Regions from separate parts of the Homo sapiens genome. Here all the other regions are linked to region 2. A link is a contact called in ENCODE Hi-C or POLR2A ChIA-PET data. All regions are on one chromosome and are shown on one strand. The core of a region is the stretch at or near the end of the contact, and the rest is flanking DNA. Distances in the headings are between cores, read along the strand shown.

Evidence for each region. Hi-C counts contacts between places; a loop is a spot of excess contacts on that map. ChIA-PET counts read pairs that join two places held with the same protein, here RNA polymerase II (POLR2A). Pooled maps may share reads with other maps.
Region 1: a loop to region 2 is called in a map of naive thymus-derived CD4-positive, alpha-beta T cell, with 4 times the contacts of the local background. The contact joins the promoter of ATAD1 here to the enhancer-like site in region 2. A Hi-C loop is called at or near these places in 1 of 168 maps with a recorded cell type or tissue (naive thymus-derived CD4-positive, alpha-beta T cell), 20 of 37 single-sample maps with no recorded cell type and 11 of 50 pooled maps. POLR2A ChIA-PET finds 5 or more read pairs at or near these places in 2 of 52 experiments (HEK293T and naive thymus-derived CD4-positive, alpha-beta T cell).
Region 3: a loop to region 2 is called in a map of naive thymus-derived CD4-positive, alpha-beta T cell, with 2.4 times the contacts of the local background. The contact joins two enhancer-like sites. A Hi-C loop is called at or near these places in 1 of 168 maps with a recorded cell type or tissue (naive thymus-derived CD4-positive, alpha-beta T cell), 6 of 37 single-sample maps with no recorded cell type and 9 of 50 pooled maps. POLR2A ChIA-PET finds 5 or more read pairs at or near these places in 2 of 52 experiments (T-cell and activated CD4-positive, alpha-beta T cell).

The regions. Positions count from the first base shown.
Region 1 is chr10:87,815,572-87,819,608 of GRCh38, reverse strand. ATAD1 (ATPase family AAA domain containing 1) reads left to right here and starts at 1,383. Exons shown (of 10, transcript NM_001321967.2): 1 at 1,383-1,442. It also overlaps the pseudogene CFL1P1. RefSeq lists a silencer at 1,236-1,285.
Region 2 is chr10:88,062,559-88,066,405 of GRCh38, reverse strand. No RefSeq gene overlaps it. Among named protein-coding and RNA genes, the nearest start is that of PTEN, 200 kb to the right of the region's middle. Within about 2 kb of position 1,750, at least 15 of the 41 ENCODE cell types and tissues checked have a DNase peak (open chromatin) inside an H3K27ac peak, as active enhancers do.
Region 3 is chr10:88,191,422-88,195,624 of GRCh38, reverse strand. All of the region lies in intron 1 of LOC101929727 (a long non-coding RNA gene), which reads right to left. It also overlaps a transcript of RNLS not described here. Among named protein-coding and RNA genes, the nearest start is that of PTEN, 330 kb to the right of the region's middle. Within about 2 kb of position 1,409, at least 3 of the 41 ENCODE cell types and tissues checked have a DNase peak (open chromatin) inside an H3K27ac peak, as active enhancers do.

The DNA.
Region 1 (4,037 bases), core at 134-2,633, 250 kb after region 2:
TAGAGGATTTTGGGGGAGATATTTAGGTTATGCATGTAAAGCACATAGAAGCTTATTGCCCCACCCCAGCAGACATTAACTAGGTATTATCTTCACCACATTATTACAAGTTTGTAACTAGTAACATTCGTTAACAATCAGGCTGCAAAATTGTTATTATTATTGAGACAGGGGCTTGCTCTGTCGCCCAGGCTGGAGTGGAGTGGCTTGATCACTGCAGCCGTGATCTCCCACGCTCAAGCGATTCTCCCACCTCAGCCTCCCAAGTAGCTGGGACTACAGACATGCGCCACCAAATCCAGCTAATTTTTAGGTGGTTTTTTTTTTTTTTTTTTTTTTTTTTTTGTAGAGACGATTTCTCATTATGTTGTCCAGGCTGGTCTCGAATTCCTGACCTCAAGTGATCCTCTCGCTTCGGCCTCCCAAAGTGTTGGGATTACAGGCGTAAGCCACCGCGCTGGCCAAGCTGCAGAATTCTTTAGCCATCAAAGATGATGCCTCAAGTAGAAAGGCACAAGCTGCCTTCCTGAGGAACACAGGGAGAACTCTCATTACATCATAGTCTCACCGACTCTGTCTGAAGGAAGTGATGCTTCTCGTATCTCAGGAGTGTCTAATGTCATCTGGCCCACCGGCAGTTTGTGTATTCAGGAGGCTCTGGCTTTCAGGTTTGCTCCCTTGGGACCTCTTGTGTCACGTCGCTCGTTCTGGAAAGGAAAAGGGGTGAAAGAAAAAGGGAAATCACCAAAATGCAAAATCTGTTACCAGATGCCCTATTCCGTCCTAACTACCGAGTCTGGTGGCGTGGGCTGCTAAATCTTTTCGCGGAAAGATTGTCAGGCGCCACCCCGAGGTGTTTGTCAGCACAGAGATGGGGGAGAAGGGTGAGCTCACCCGAGAATTGAAAGGCAGGTGGTGAGGGATGAGGGGTGAGGAGTGGAGGGTGGCCATAAGCTTCTGCGTTTTGGCTAAAGTACAGACACAAAGCCGCGGCGTGAGGGTTTGCACAGAGTGGTGGGAAGGAGAGAATGTATTTGCTGGGTACGCAGAGCATTTCTGCACTCTCAAGAAGGCTGCCCGATTTGTCAGGGTTGCGCCCCGAGCCCGCGAGAAGGGCAGGGACTTTTTGTGATAAGCGCCTTCCCAAAGGTAGTGTCTGTTAAACGCAGAGCCTTAGCGAGTGCTGCTCGCAGACACGCCGGCTTCGCAGAAAGTCTCAGTCTAGCAGGTAGCTTAAGCAGACATCAGGTGCGCGAATTTGCTCTCCCTCACTGTTTCTAAGCCTGGGAGCACGCCCCCTCCGCGCCGGCGACCGCGGGTCGCGCATGCTCCGTGGGAGGGAGTGCGCCGCGCCTCCCGCCGGAAGCGTTCTCTCCCAGGTTGCGTTTCCTTCCTGTGTGAGGCCGGCTGAGGGCACTTGCTCTTGCTGTTTCTGCCCCTGGGTGAGTAGCTGGTTCCCGTGGGGCCTCATGGGATGGTTGTCGTATCCTTCTGAGGTCCTTTAAGGACCGTCTCGGACCTGGGAACCCCCGGAGGAAAGGTCACCCCGGTCTTCTCCCACGCCCTACCTCAGTGCCGCCCCCAAGCGCCCCGCAGCCCTTAGTATCTAGAGGATTAACCTCCAAGGGCGTCCCGGGCCTCGCCTTGGCGTCCGGCCCGGCCTGGGCCCTTAGGGTCTGCTTAGCTCTTCCCCAAGACTCGTGCCATTCCCGAGGGAATCTTTGTCGGCATCCTGGTCACTGTGGGGGTTTGAGGTCGTCCCGGAAGACTTCAGAACCAGGCGAACCTAGACGAAGGCGGCTGGAATGAACCAGGTCTGATTGTCGCACAGGCGCGGCCACCACCTTGTGCAAAATCGAAGGTGGTTCTTCAGGGCCGGGCACGCTTTCACAAAAGATGGTGATGTTAATAATAACCTGCCCTCTTTGTGAAGATTGGCAGGCCTTCATTGTCATAGGCTGTATTCGTAGGGCCTTTATGCCTGCAAAACTGGGACTTTTGAGTTTGAGAAACGATTTGTGAAATACTGCAATGAATTAGGAGAGAAATACTACAGTGAATGCTATGCTATGAATGCTATACATGTCAATAAATTGCTCATAGATGAGGTAGTACGATTTCACGGTTTTCCACTCGGAAATGGAGAACTTAAAATGAAACGACCTGATACCATATTTGCCTAACAAATAACTCTAGGTTATAGTGTTTTAGGATGTTTCTTAGTTGCATACAGCACTATCATCGTATATGTACATATTTGTGTATTCATTTTGTTGAACCTAATGTTTATACAGGATTGAAATACGCTCCCTGCTGTTGTATGCGCATGCAGCTTTTATTGTATGTTCGCTGGTGATGGTATTGCTGCTGTAACAGCCTTACATTTTAGGTATATCAATACCAAATGAATGATACATGAGTGTACAATAAAGTATATATAGTTACAGTCTACAAAACAAGTTTCAGTTTCATTGAAGGATTTTGAAGTAATTTAAAAAGGTAGACTACTATTTTACAAGTGGCCTTAGTAGACCTAAGTCTTTATTACATTAAAAATTTCAGAATTGGGAAGGATATAAACGGGTTTTGTGTGTTGACCTTTTATGGGATTAAAAGTTGTTACTATCTTGATGACTGGGATGTGTTCATAACAGCCCTAATTTGTTCATGTAGTTCAATGAATATCCAGTAGATGACTTGGTTGGTAGTTTTATCACTACCAACTCTAAAACGAAAACGTTTTACTGGAATGCCACCGCTTTTCACAGATTAGGTTAATAAAACCCTTATCTTGTCTAAATTATTTTCCTCTGTGAGTATACCCCACGTAGTGATATAACACGTTTCAACTGCATTTTCAACTTTGTGGAATAAAGACTAGAAAAGTCAGTTTTTTACTTCCTATGAGAAGTGAAATATTGTGTAACCCGTTTTTTTTGGAATCCATGCTGATGGAAGATAGCACACTTTGGTTTGTTCCATGAAGAGAGATTTCAGTTAGGTGCCTTCTCCTTTTTGGCTTCTTTTGCTTTCTTTATAATTAATATAATAGCCGGACAGTGTGTTCTTTGAATGAAGTGGTGATATCTTAACAATTATTGTATATCCAATATATAGTGGGCGTCATATATAGATGTTCAGTAAATGCAAATTGAATGAATTAAATCATTTACCATCCCTAGGCCAAAGTTTCTTCCTCCAAAATGAAGGCTTTCAATTATTTAGTTGTTAAGTTTAAATTAAATCTAATTATTGTGAAGTGAATGGCTCCTAGTGGAGAAATGTGGAACCTTTTGGAAATCCTTCAGAAGTGACTGTTGCAATGATTGAATGGGAGATTTCCTTCAGTTACAATTTATCTGTTGAACATAATTTTTGAATAGCCTCTGTTTTGTGTGTGGCAATTATAAACGTCTGTTTTGTGTGTGACAGTTATAAAGGTAGATAAGATATACATCTTGTTTATAAGGATTTAAACTCTAGTCGAGTAGATATCTCAAAAGCAAGACTTTTTTAAGATAGTGTAATAGGGCGAAATGAATAATACGAAGATTCATGTGATTTGAAAGGCTTTATGGAGCAAATAAAGTTGATTTTTGAAGTTAGGATAGAATTTGACTAATCCTAGGTGAATGAGGGTAAATGGCCCATGCAGGATACTAGACAGATACGCTGAAGGGAAAATATATGTGGGATTTTCAGATGGTAGTGACTCCAGCTATTTATAGAGTCCCTTTGAAAAGAGGTGAAAGAGAAAATGCTTACAATTGACTCTGGAGCTAGATTCTAGATTAGAATAGTTTTGAATGCTTGGGAAACGTATAAAGGAAATACTTTGGGGTCTTTTGATTAGAGAGAAGGAGTATATATCCTTGAGTGGAGGTGAGGGGTATAAAAGGAAATAAAAAATTTTTGGAGCTATTCTAGAGGGAGGAAGGTGAAGAGGCTCTTTAATTTAGTAGTAGTGAGAGGAGAATTTTAGAGCTGGAAGGACCATGGATATTAATCTTTGCAGTACCTAACTTTTATCTGCTGAG
Region 2 (3,847 bases), core at 501-3,000:
TTGCATCTGATAAACGGATAGTAAAGTCCAAGAGTAGACAATTGGAATATTTCCCCAGCCTTTTTCCTGTTAGGTTCTCAAAGCTAGAAAAAAAATGCTGAATGTCTTTTCCCTAACTTCATATCGCCATATGAAGCCCAGCTAAGTTTCCCTTGAAGTTCACTAGCCCATTTCCTCTGTAGGTCTACAGGGGCCACCTGCCAATGTGCAGGGATTAAATGAAGAAATAAAGACCTAAGGCCTTTCTAGAAGCTAAAAACCCTAGGACTCCCTAAACACTTTGGAGTTGCAGCTCCCATTGGTTAAGAGGTATGGATCGCATAGTTTCAAGCTGAGCCATGCTTTTCGGAATACTCTGCTTTTTCTCATCTTTTTCCACTATAGTAATACTATAAATGAGATCTCTTCCAGAAATAAAGGCAGAAAGCCCCAAGCTCGATGCTAAAGATGTTTGTGACAGAGTTCTGCAAGAATAGGATATTTGCAGTCTCGTCTGCGATAATCATTTCAGAAGTGGCTGCTGATACTGGTAGGTATGCAGTCAGCAATTGTGGTGGAAACGGGGAATGTCTGCTCAAAGAGACAGAATGTGCAATGACTCAAATGATTTCCAGCAATTGTCAATACTATTTGATGTTAGTCATTTATGCTACCTTTTTCTTATTTATAGATTCCTAGCTTTAAATTAACCTCCCTGATATATGGAAGTAATTTGGTCAGTAATAAGTTCCTTTGTTTTGGGTTTTTTGTTGTTTTTTTTTTTTAGGACTATGTGGCAGAGGAGACTCCTGACTTTCACTTCTCTAAATAACCAACAACTCCTCACTGTCCCTGTGTAAAGCTATCATGGCTGTGGGGAAGGAGAGACACTTCAAGGACAGCTCAGAGCAAAGTACCAGTTTAAAATCTTCTCACGAGAAGAGCAGCATCCTTCACTCATTTGTCCTTTCACTGAGGGTGCACTACATGTACTCACTGTGCTAGATATTGGGAATACAGGGCTGAGTGAGACATGGGCAGACTCCCTGAGAGGTAACACTCAGACTACATCTCAAAGGATAACTAGATATCCGCCAATCAAGATGGAGCAGCAGGCCAGGTATACAGGCTCAGCATCACTTTGGGCGTTGCTTTATCTTAAAAAGCTGCCTGAACCACTTAAAGGGACCCACTGCTGCCTTCAAAAGAGTACAGTGATATGCATCTTCCTGAGGTCTTTCTAAGCCACTTCTGGAGCTAGATATATGTTTCTCAGATGTCTCTGAAACAAGGTTTCCAGGCAACTACATCTGAGGCCATTGGTGCTGCAATATGACTGAAAGGAAAGAGGGTGTGTACTTCAACAGCCTTGCTGTAAGCAAGGTGGCTTCATCCCCTCCCCCCACCTGAAATTGAGAAACACAGAAGTGACCACAGTCCTAGGCCACTGTGTGCAAAAATGGGAAATGTCACTCATCAGGTCCTCTCCCACGTTTAACCAGAATCATCAGCCTATAGATTCGGGAACTGAGTGGCTTGACCATTTTGCACGTAAGCCATATGCAATTGGTCCAAAGGAGACCAGTGAGCAACAATTCAATTTAGAGTTCACTGAACTCTCTGGTTTGGGAAGGAAATTGCTAGTAATCAATTGCAGCAAGCATACAGGCTCAGGGCCAGGAAGAGAAAAATCACTTTAATGGGCAAAGCAGATGTTGCTAAATTCATTGCAAAAGTGAGATGGGCACAGAGCCAGGCCTTGCATGAGAGATGCTGATCTGTTCTCCTGAATGAACAAAACAGAGACATTTCAAAAAGGGGGGTTTCTATGAAAGAAGCCAGAGGTCTGTGTCCCTGTTAGAGTAAATAAAAGAAAATGCACCCAGGTGTTCAGGTCCCCCATACCACCACAGGACTTAAAGTTGTTAACATCTTACGAGGATTTTTAAACAAATCCAGAATACTAGCAAAAACTGCCTGGGGAGTCTTCATTCGGTTCTAAGGAGAGTATGTGGTAGAGTAGAGAGAACACGGGCTTTGGCATCAGATCTGTTTCTTCCATGAATTAGTTGCTTCCACCACCAAGAAGTTGTATGACTTGGGCAAAGTTCTTAACACCTCTCAGTCTCAGTTTCCTCCACTGTAAAATGGGCCTAATGTCATTTACCTTATTAGAGCAGTTGTGAGGACTAGTGATAATGTCTGTAAAGTATGGTAGAGAAATGCACTTAAGCAATAACATGTTTTCAGAACCATGAAAAGACTAGTGACACTAGGATGTGGGGAGAATTGGTTAATGACAGGGCAGGGTGGGGTGGGATGGGGAGAATTTCTGGCCCAATATTGACCAGCTTTGGCACGTGCTCTTGGTGAAGGATTACTTCACAGGTCACATGTTTCTTTGCATGCTTAGGCTGATAAAACATCTCTCAAGAATATAAGAGCTCAGCAAGTGTAGGAGCATAGCCCAAGAAAGGTCACTGTGTGTACTTAGAACATTTTCATGGAGTAGCTTCAAATGCAAGCCTCCTAAAAGAGAGTTGATTCTGATTCCCCAAATCTGAAATGTTCTTTACTTACCTAATTCCCACTCATCCTTCAAGGCCCAACCAGAGTCCCTCCTCTGAGAATCATCCCAAATTCCTCTGGAGCTCACCATCTCTACCTACTCACATATTGCCCAGTTTATATCAGCTGCCTTCAATCCTTCCTGGAACAAGACATTAATCCCATTCAGTAAAAACTTTAAATGCTACTTACTCAATTCTTTGGCCTGTCATAGTAAAGTGTCATACACTGATCATCACCTGAATCATGTGGTTCTACCCCAAATACTTAGCAACTTCCTAGAGTTTAGATATTGAACTTGCACTAATTAAAATCTCTAAATCAGAAGGCAGAGAGAGCTGAGGGCTCTGACACTTGACTAGTTGTGTGAGCTTGGGCCAAGTTTCATGGCCTTCTCAAGCCTTAGTTCTCTCATCTGTATACTGGAGATAATAATAGCACCTTCCTCCTAGGACTTGTGTGAGACTTTCGTGAGCTCGGTCCTGCAAAGTGCTCAGCACTACATTGTTAGCTGAGTAGTAACAGTCACTTTCCTGAAAGCTTCTTCACCCAGAGGGGCTAGCCCATGCCTGTGCACAAAGAATGTCAAATTACATTCACACCCCCTGAGATTTCCAAGCTACAGGCCATTTTCACAGTGGCCACTCTCCAGAAAGCTAAGTCCTGCTGAAAGTATGTTTCCAAGTTGCCATCACCTTTAGAATATTTCTGATAAGCAAGCAAAACTGCCTGTGGCCTTTGGCAGTGAATTTCTGGGGGCTGGTAAGAGGAGGATGTTTACCAGAGCACAAAGGCCAGGTCATAAGCAGAGAATATTTTGGCCCAGACAGATCCCAGAGAAGGCATTTTTGCCAAGCACAGACTCCATTCTCAGGTCCTGAAGTCAGCATTAGACACTAAACAAACCTTCCCGGGTTCACATTTGTTTACTTTTGGCCAAATGCAACTTCCTGTTTGAAAGGAAAAGGGCAGTAAAGCTTTCTATAGCCTTCTTGGACATAAAGGCTCTACTTGAAACAATTGATTTGCTAAGGATAAATGAATCAAACGTACACAATGGGGATCTCCCCTCCCCTCAAAATGTTCATGTTTCAACAGGGAAAGTGCTCAACAAAACCAAAACAAATATTTTTTCAACTGCTGGCCAATGAAGATTGTTTAGGCCATTTCTTCTCCTGAGAGCAAGAAAAACAGACATCAGGAGAGAGCTGAGTTACATGTGCTGTGTCAGAGAAGTCACTGCGACACACTTGGGGGTTGAGATTTCAGTTACACAGAAAGTCACAAAGTTGAAGTTCCC
Region 3 (4,203 bases), core at 160-2,659, 130 kb before region 2:
CTCTTGCTCCCACTCTCTAATGAACTATGGGGAAATTCTTCATGTAGCTTGGTGTACAGGTCAGCATCCAGATGTCTTCTTACCCCAAACTACAGGGTCTACAGGGTTGTTCAGCCCTTCCTTCCATTCAGCAAGTAGTTACAGATCTCCCATGGTGTGCCCAGCATTGTTGCCAGGCAATGGAGGGTAGCAAAGGAGGGGGGTGTGAAATTATGTTCTCTGCACAAAAAGCAGTATTGTCTATCCACTCACTAGGTTCAGAGCTTTAGTGGCTTTAGTTGCACTACAACTGGACAACTAGGGGTTAAGTGTTTTGAGCTTTGCTTATAAAAAGACAGACCCAAATCAGATAAGGTAACTAATTTAGAAGCAATTACAATGCATTTTATCCTATTCTTTTGCCAAAGAGCACCTTATCTAAGCTGGCTTTCCTTTTTACTTTTCCTTTTAAGTCTCAAAAATATCTCATTCAGGGTCAGGAAAAAGAAGACGCACAGACCAAGCATTTTGAAAAGGGGATGATGAATGCATTGGATGCTTACACTGTGTTGAAGAGGGAATTTGGATCCAACACCCACCAGGTCTTAGGGCTTGACAGACTCACTCGAGTATGCCTGACCAACCTCATATTCTGGTGGGGATTTTTGTTTTCCATGAACATATGGATTGTGTTAGTCTTTAGGAAGCACTTAAGCTAAAAAAGAAAACAAAGTTAAGATACAGTACTTTTTATTATATGAAAGCCTAGTTCCTCTTTTTGTACTATTTAGTATTCTGCCCCTGGTTATTTCAAAATAAACAATTTTTGAAGATAAGTAAATAAGCATTGCTATTGAATACAGTGGTTCTCATACTCTTGGATGCATAAGAATCCCCTTGGGAGTTTGTTAAAAATCCAGATTTCAATACAGTAGACCTAGATAATAACCCGCAAAATTTCCATTTTTAATCATTTCTCCAGAAGATGTGGTTTACAAACAAGACTTTGAACATCACTGGTCTAATTACCTTTCTGATTGTCTTTGGTTGACTCTTAGTCATTTGTATTATGGCTTACTTCTGACTCTACCAGTGAATGACAAAGCATGACCTATTCTTGCTTTTCAGAAAGCACTTGCCTCTCCCTGGCTATATTCATTTGTGATTGGCCCAAGATGAGAGAGATATCACCTGAGTCATCAGAGAAGGAGGCTTGAGCCACTTTGTCCCAGGACTCAGAGGAAAATATGGGAGACCTCTAGACCAGTGCTTTTGAACCAGGAGCAATTTTGCTCTCTACATTTAACAGTATCTGGAGACATTTTTGGCTATCACAATCTCAGCATGAGGGGGGACAGTGAGGAACGCTACTTGCATCTGGTGGGTGGAGACAGCGTTGCTGCTAAACATCCTGTCATGCAGAGTACACCCCTCCACAACAAAGCCTTCTCCAGCACAAAGTGTCAACCAGGCTGAGGTTGAGAAATCCTGCTTTAGGCCCAGCTGTTCTTTGAAGAGAATTTGGAGAGTTTACACCCCATTTCCACATGCCCAAAAGATATATTGAGCCCAGATGGTGAGAGTCTTGAATGCCATTATTAGGCATGTAGACGTGATTTCATATTTAGTAAGCTTAGAAAAATAAGAAAAATCACCTGTGCTTGCAAAACAATTAGCCAAGAGGAGTAGTGATGACCAATGCGAAATAAATAGCTCTTAATAGACACATGCATGTCGAATTTTGACACTAAGAAAACCACATTGTAGTGGGTCAGTGTGTCTAAATAATTGGTTTTAGCTAATTTTGTTGTAGCACAAACTCATTAAGATGTGGCCAGGGACATAGATAAAAACAGCACAGTCCTTGCCCTCAAATAAATTATTTTCTGAGTGGAGATCATGTGTACCCCAAAACTCATAATGTAAAGTGGAGCAAGATGAACTCAAAATGCAGCATATGAAACTACAGTAAATAGGAGAGGGGAACCTGGCTGTCCCGATGGAGGGAGACTAGGTAGGCATGGGAGGAAGGATCAGGGAAGCATATGTGATATTTCTTGAGTTTGCTCTTAAAAAATACGTATGATTTTGACAGAAGACATGGAAACAAAGTTATTCAAGCAAAGATTCAGAGGCAGAAATGTACAGGGTGGTGGTGGGGTGGGGATAGTGGTCCCAGATGAGTGAAGAGGAAGGTTTCATTGGTATGTGAGGGAGAGAAGTGAAATTGACCCCGTTTGGGAAGGTTCTGACTGCTTGGCTAATGTGTTCGCACTCTGTTCTGTGGGGAGCCAAAGGACCACCCAGGTCCTTGATCCTGGGAGATTCTGATTCCTAATCTAATCCCCGTAGCTCTAAACAGTTCTCGGGCGAGTCAATAAGGCATGCAGGCACACACTCGCTCTGTGGGTCTAGCTGCACCTTTCCCCTTCTTCTCAGTTCCCATTTTCCACCTGCAGACTCGGCTCTCTAGAGGCCTGTTGACCATTAAGTTGTGGGTGACAGGTAAGAGATGTGATTGTTTGCAGGTCCTGTGAAGAGTGTAAGGAGAATTTCCAGATTTTCCAGGCTCCTGGCTCTCATTAACCTCAGGAGCACAAAGATCACCTCTCCTTATTCACAAAGCCAGCACTATACTTCGATGTCAGGAATGAGTGGAGGTAGGTTAGTTGTCCATGCTCTTTCACCAAGGCAGCCAGCCATGCTAACTCCATGTCAATATACACTTATTTTAAACTGCTTCCTTCAACAGGGTACCACCACCTAAACTACTCTCAATCTTTAAAGTTAGCAGGTAGTTACTCAAGTAAAAGTGTAAATACAAATGGCAGCTTTCCTATAAATACTAAAAGTATAAGTAGAAGACAGCACAAAAGTGACAGATATCCCTCTGGATAAGCAGTCCCTGAGAACCAAACCAGCAGAAGAGACTTTTGATGAAGGTTGCACAAATTAGCAAGAGGATTTCATGTTCTTGGAGCCATGTTCCCAAAACTATGTTCCATGAACGCATTCAGGGTCCCTGAGACCATATTAGGTGTTCCACAAAAGCAACTCCACAGTCAAGTAGGTGTGGAAAATTCCAAACAATACTCTAGGCCCTCCATAGTCTCTGATGAAGTTTCAAAATTCCCCCGCATGGGATGGCATTAAATATTCTAAATACTAAAGAAAAAGATGTGTCTGACTTTGATCAACCCAGATTTTCCAAATAAACTTCTTTTATTTAAGGCTTTTAATTTATTTTTTTAAGTAGTGTATCTACCAACATTTCATGGGTACTTAGATATTTAGCAAGCACTTCCCATGTGCCAGGTGCTGTGCTAAATAATTTACATAATATTAATTCACTTGATTCTCATACCTACAAGGCAGATAGGATTCTCTTATTTTACAGATGAAGAAACTAAAATCCACCGTAGGGGTGTCCATGTTATCCAGGCAGCAAGGTCCCGTGGTGCATGTTTCTTTAAACAATACAAGGAACACAGCATAGGAAGCACAGTGTTTCAGAGGGGCTGCCCTGACAAAGAACATAAAGATAATCTGTCTCTTTTGTTGAGAAAGTGCCTTACGTACTTGTGCTACTCCTAGGTACCCCATGGGTGTATATCTCTGTGCTGTGGTTTAAATAAACTCTTTCATCATAATGAGTTGGAGACAAAGGTATAGAAGAAGAGCCTATGGGGCACCCCAAGCTGAAGACGCCACAGTAGATAATGCCAACAGGTATACAAATCAAGGGATGGCATGTTCTCAAAAGTACATTGAAGCCAGAGTCAAGATCTCAGACCTCGTTTTACACACAAGTGAGGAAACTGGACCCAAGATAGTGTTTCACCCAAAGGCTCACAGCAATAGCTGGGCTCCTCTTTCCTGGTCTAGGATGTTTTCCTACACATAACTACATTGCTGCTAATTTTGAAGATTGAGAGTAGCTTCGACTGAGCTTCTCTGATGACAGAAGCAACCAAAACATATTCTCTCTTGACAATGGAGCTAGCACAGGCTCCCCAGGAGCATAGCTCAGCTGTTTTACCTCTTTGCCTTCTAATCCCTGCATTTGGTTTCTTTAATAAAGGGGAAAAAATCAAAACATCCTTTTCTTAAGCAAGAAGTATATTTCATCCTGTAGAACTCTCTAGGTTAATTGACTTGATTTGATTAATCCACAATGTAAACTTATATTAAACATCACATCATACACCATAAATATGTATAATT